2 separate regions of the Homo sapiens genome follow, and region 2 is linked to region 1. A link is a contact called in ENCODE Hi-C or POLR2A ChIA-PET data. All regions are on one chromosome and are shown on one strand. The core of a region is the stretch at or near the end of the contact, and the rest is flanking DNA. Distances in the headings are between cores, read along the strand shown. Region 1 has its middle 120 kb from the start of GPC1. Region 2 overlaps LOC105373968 (a long non-coding RNA gene).

Evidence for each region. A loop is a pair of places that touch in the nucleus more often than their neighbours do. ChIA-PET counts read pairs that join two places held with the same protein, here RNA polymerase II (POLR2A). Pooled maps may share reads with other maps.
Region 2: a loop to region 1 is called in a map of dorsolateral prefrontal cortex, with 2.5 times the contacts of the local background. The contact joins two enhancer-like sites. A Hi-C loop is called at or near these places in 5 of 168 maps with a recorded cell type or tissue (CD8-positive, alpha-beta T cell, astrocyte of the cerebellum, chondrocyte and 2 more) and 6 of 50 pooled maps. POLR2A ChIA-PET finds 5 or more read pairs at or near these places in 3 of 52 experiments (OCI-LY7, PC-9 and activated CD4-positive, alpha-beta T cell).

What each region holds. Positions count from the first base shown.
Region 1 is chr2:240,318,925-240,321,456 of GRCh38, reverse strand. No RefSeq gene overlaps it. Among named protein-coding and RNA genes, the nearest start is that of GPC1, 120 kb to the left of the region's middle. Within about 2 kb of position 1,261, at least 5 of the 41 ENCODE cell types and tissues checked have a DNase peak (open chromatin) inside an H3K27ac peak, as active enhancers do; they include dorsolateral prefrontal cortex, where a contact is called at or near this core.
Region 2 is chr2:240,250,430-240,252,961 of GRCh38, reverse strand. It overlaps LOC105373968 (a long non-coding RNA gene), which reads left to right. Exons shown (of 2, transcript XR_924057.3): 2 at 1-853. Among named protein-coding and RNA genes, the nearest start is that of OTOS, 110 kb to the right of the region's middle. RefSeq lists enhancers at 691-1,202, 1,203-1,716. Within about 2 kb of position 1,266, at least 30 of the 41 ENCODE cell types and tissues checked have a DNase peak (open chromatin) inside an H3K27ac peak, as active enhancers do; they include dorsolateral prefrontal cortex, where a contact is called at or near this core.

The DNA.
Region 1 (2,532 bases), core at 12-2,511:
GAGGCGACCGCGTCACCACCGGGGGTGTCCTTTTGGCCATGACCCGTGCAGGCGTGTGTGTCGCTAGACAAGTAGACGTATATATTTGTGGCATTTTTAATACACAGAATCACCTGGTGAGAACTGGCTTACAACTTGCTTTTTCACTTAGCAATATGTTTGGAGGTTTCCCATTTAACCATTCCTTCTTGATGGGCATTTGGGCTGTTTCTATTTTTTCACAATGACTGACAATGCTGTAATAAACATTTTTGGACACGCTTTCTTTAACATATGGGAGCCTGTCTGCTGGAAATATTGTTAGATGTGGAATTTCTGGGATAAACTGGCAGCCTCCATCCCACCCCTCATTCCCGGCACGAACACTGATTCAAAACACTAAATTTGCCAAGTGAAAGATCTCATTGGGAAATGGCCCAGTGGAGGGACTAGCGAAGTGCTTCCTGGCAGCGCCCACATGTTGGGCAGCTTCTGACAGTGCAGAGTGGTCACCCTTCTGTGTTCCATGGACCGACGTGGGACAAGGCAGACTGTGTCCCCACAGAAAGGATCCCACCGTGTGGAACGCTGTGGCATCTTCTGTGTCACAGGACTGCAGGCCCCTGGGGGTGGCAGTGCTGGGGTAGGGGCAGGCACCAGCATGCTCTCCTTGGACTTCTGTGCCTAGTCTTGGACAGGGGTCTTGGATGGAGGGCTACAGTGATGTGCCAGACCACAGAGTGGTTTGCGAAGCTGAGGCTGACCAGCCCGGCTGGGTGCCAGCGGCTCCAACCCCCTTGGAGGCCGGACTGCTGGCTCTGATGGGGCACCTGACTGTGTGACAGCAGCGAGGGAGGGGAAGTGCATGTCCCCAAGAGTCCAGACGGTCCAGAGACAATGAAAATGCTTTATAGAGAAGTAACCAAGTCTTTGCATGTCAGCAGGGGCTTTGTGGAGCTAGAGAAAGGGCTTGTTAACGCCCTCGCTCTGAGTCAGCAAGGCTTCCCGGAAGGTGTGTTCAGCACCAGGATGACCCGGCAGACCCCTGCGGCCACTGCTTCACTGCTTTGCCTCCATCCCTGCTGCTCCCACCCACGTCCTTCCCAGCACGCTCCAGCTTGCTCGCTTCATGGAGAACTTTCCCACGGCTCCCACCCACGGAAACGTTTCCTGCCCTCCCGCTGGGGCCCTCAGACGCTGACTCAGCCTAGATGAGGGCAAGGGCAGCCCGGGTGGTACATCGGCCCCCAAGTCCCAGGTCTGCCTCTTCAGCCCACGGGCCCCTGCCACAGTGGAGCCACCAAGCCAGTCCTCCCCTCCCACAGCTGAGACGCCAGGTGTTCCGGACGCTGGGAGGAGGCAGAGGCGAGGCTCTCCCAGGACGGAGTCTGGGCCCTTCTCAGGCCTGTAGGGAGACACCACTCCAGGTCACATTAGAGAGTCCTTGATCTGGTTCAGGACGTTCTGCAGTGAGGAGCTAGAGGACAGCACACTCCATGTGGTGGGGGCACGCGTGCCAGAGCTGCCTGGAACAAGCAGGTTTAGCAGCATCCTGCAATTTGTTCCAGAGCCCTCTGAGCTGGCTGAATGCTCCAGAAACCTGGTACACAGCTTCTGGCTGCCCCTCCCTGGGCCACCACTAACTCTTCGATTTGTCGTTACAAAGTCAGCACAAACCTACGGACAGCTGGGCCTCCATTAACCAGGAAGACACAGTCCAGGGTTGGGCTGTGCTGCTAGAAACATTATAAGGAGGTTCAGATGAGATGAGAGGCTGGGAAAGGCATCCAGAACAGAGCTCCCTGTTTCCAGATAACCTCAGGGGACAGGACCCACGTCAATTCCTTTAACAAGCAGTCCTTGGATACTAACTGTGCAAGGATCTGGGATGATGGATGTGGGTTTGTTTGATTCAGCAAATGTTCACTGAATGCCTATTATGTATGTGGCTTTGTGCTGGGGACATGGAGATGACCCAGATCTAGCCCTTGTTCTCGAGCTCACGATCTGGTTGGGGAGAACCAGGGCAGGGCCTAGGGTAAGGCAGGCGGGGTGCCTGGGGTGCAGAACTCAGGGAGGCACTTGCTTCCCGGGCTGAGCCTGCACTTGCACAAACCTGGGAGTGAACGCTTTAACTTTCGGGGCATCTCACTTGCCTTATCCTAGTCCTGCTGTCAAGCAGAACCATGGTCAATGAGTGGATGGATGGATGAAGATCTGGATGGATGAATGAAAGCTTGAAAACCACCTACGACCTGGCTAGATTGGGCCACTGTGTTTCCATAACCTTCCCTTCCTCCAGACTCACCCTCCTCCAGCCTCACCCCTCCTCCAGCCTCATTCCCTCTTCCAGTCTCACCCCCTCCTCCAGCCTCACCCCTCCTCCAGCCTCGCCCCCTCCTCCAGCTTCACCCCCTCCTCCTGCCTCACCCTCTTCATGGTACCTGCCACACAGCATCACGAACTGAGGACTCTTCCCATTGTCCCATGAAGTCTCTTGATTCTGACTGGTAGGCATGGAAACTATTCCCAACCCTCTGTGAGCTCTGGTGA
Region 2 (2,532 bases), core at 17-2,516, 68 kb after region 1:
GACAGGAAGGCCCCACAGTACAGATACAGGGAGCCCCTCCAATGGCATGCACCACCAGGGTGCCAGATCAGGCTAGACCAGTGGCCAGCACCCACCTGCAGCGCAGGCAGTCCTGAAATCCTGTTTCCAAACCTCCTGAGCCCCTCTTCCCTGTATGGCCTCCAGGCCGCCTCCCTCTGTCAGGATTAAGCCCAGCTTTCTCATGGAGACCGTGTCTGTCTCCATCCCCGGCACCGTCTCCATCCCCAGGCACCCTCACACTCACTCCCAGCTGCATGGCCGCCACCCACCCAGCTGGGGTTTCCATTAGGCCCTGTAGGTTCCCCACCTCGGTCTCCTTCAGTGGGTTCCTTCTACACTACTGAGGTCAGGGCCACATCACAGTCATTTCTGTGTGTCCAGGGCTGTGAACACGGAGCTGCCGCGGTCAGCATTCCCTGTACATGGATGTAGGGTCAGGACCACTGTACCCTGTGGGGGCCTAGGTCACAGAGAAATCCCAGGCCTTGTTCAGAGATGGTGAAGGGTGCCCGGTGGCAACAGCAGGGTGTCCTCTGAGCCCCGGCACTTCTGAGCTCAGGGCTGAGTGACCACACAGGTAGCTGCTATGGGCCCAGCCCTTCTGCATCGTGCTGGGGGGATGCGGGGGCTCTGTTGCCTTCTCGGGTCCCAGGGAGATGTGCCTTCTGTGCCCACGTCTCAGCGGCTCCCACGGCGCATCCAGTGAACTGGGAAGTGTGAATGAGCACCTGCTCGGGCCAGTGATTCATCCGAGTGTCGTTAGCTGCTAATTATAATTAAACCTTTGATGAGTTGTGTTTCTTATCTTCTTAATTAAAATAATTATGACTAATGGAGTGGATGGCACTGAACTCCGACAGGTCTCCTGCAACATGTTACAGTGCCCAAACCCAGCTCCAGGGTGAGCTAGATGGATGGGGCTGTCACCCGGCAGCCAATGGCAAGTTCTGGGTCACCCTCAACCCCAAGGGCCAGCCCAGCACCCCTGGGGGAGGAGCGGGGGAGAGAGCCACTGCTGATTCTGTCTGCCCAGCACAAACCCCAATCTCTAAACCAGGGCTTGCTCCCAGATGGGGAGGCAGTGGGAGCGGGAGGGAGGGAGAGCTGGGGCGGGAAGGTGCAGGGAGACTCCTTCTCCCTCCTCGCCTGGTCCCTGGACATCTGCCAGTCCCAGCCAGTAGTGAATGGCTGATGTCACCATGGCCCTGGCGGAGCCACGGTACTTCCCAGCTTACAAAGTACTCTCAGTGCTGCGGGGTCATGATGTCCCCTCCCACCCTGCTGGGCCTCCGTCTTACAGAGAAGCAGCCAGGCCCAGGGAAGACTTGCTCACCAAGGGCAAAGGGCAGTGAGTCGGCCACAGGAACACAGCCCCCGGCCTTCAGGGCCAGCCGCCACCCACGCCAGCCACCCTGGGCGTACAGAATGTACCCGTGCGCGGGGGCTGGAGGTCGGCTATTCCGGGATCCGTGGCCATGGGATGACCAGCCCCTCCCCCGCTGAGGACTCAGCCTCCTTCTGTGTGGGATGAGGGGGTGGCAGGCTGGCCTCTGAGGCTGCTCTGTGAGGCCACGGGGGACCACTCGAGTGTGGGGAGCCCCAGGCTCAGCACACAAAGGTCTCACCCAGCCCGTGACTGACCCCGGGCAGCCCAGCGTGAGTCATGCTCTCAGGCCACACCCACCTACTCTGAGGCTGCGGTTTCTCATCACTACCCAGAGGCGTGGCCTCCTGCAGGCGTGTGGTCAGCCCAGGCTGGGCTAGGGGTCACAGCCCTGCTGGTCATACGCACCTTGGGTCATCTCCAGGGACTGGCAGCCAGGCCTCTGCAGCCCCTTCTCCGCCGGCTGCTTGGGCTCAGGGGTACCGGGCCCTCTCCTCATGCCCTTTATGGGTGGGGGCGGAGGGTTTGTGCCCACCCTTTCTTCTCAGGGAGGCTGAGCGGGGGTGAGGGCTGTCCACGCAGTTGGTGGGGGCCAGAGTGGCACCAGCTGGGACTTGCTGTCTGACCCTAGGGGTCCCTGTGGCCAGCCCCAGCCCTGGTGCCCACCCTGGGCAGGTCAGGAACGGGACAGTGTGGTGGCCAGGAAGGCTTCAGGAACCAGAAAGTGGGTGCCGTGGGGTCTTCCTCTCCAGGCACGGGTCCTGAGCCTTCCCTAGGGTCCCCCTCTGCCCTGACCTCTACCCCTTCACATGGGGCTCCGTCAGCCTGTGGCTCTCATCCTGGGCGCTTGTGCCCACTGGTCCTACTGCAAACTACACCCAAGGGCCTCCTTGCACCCAGGTGCCTTCTCTGTCCTCAGCCTCGAGACTCCGTGTGGCTGGGCTGGGGCCTTCCACTGCCGCGGCAGTGCTTGGGCTGTACTCTTGTGGGAACCCTCCTCCCTCTTCAGCCCTCCTTCTCCCTTCCCAAAGACTCTCCTTTATGGGGGTCAAGGGAGGGAGGGTCCATCCCAGGAGTCTCCATGGCTGGGAAGAGGTGGCCTTGTCTCCCAGGATCCTCATCAACGT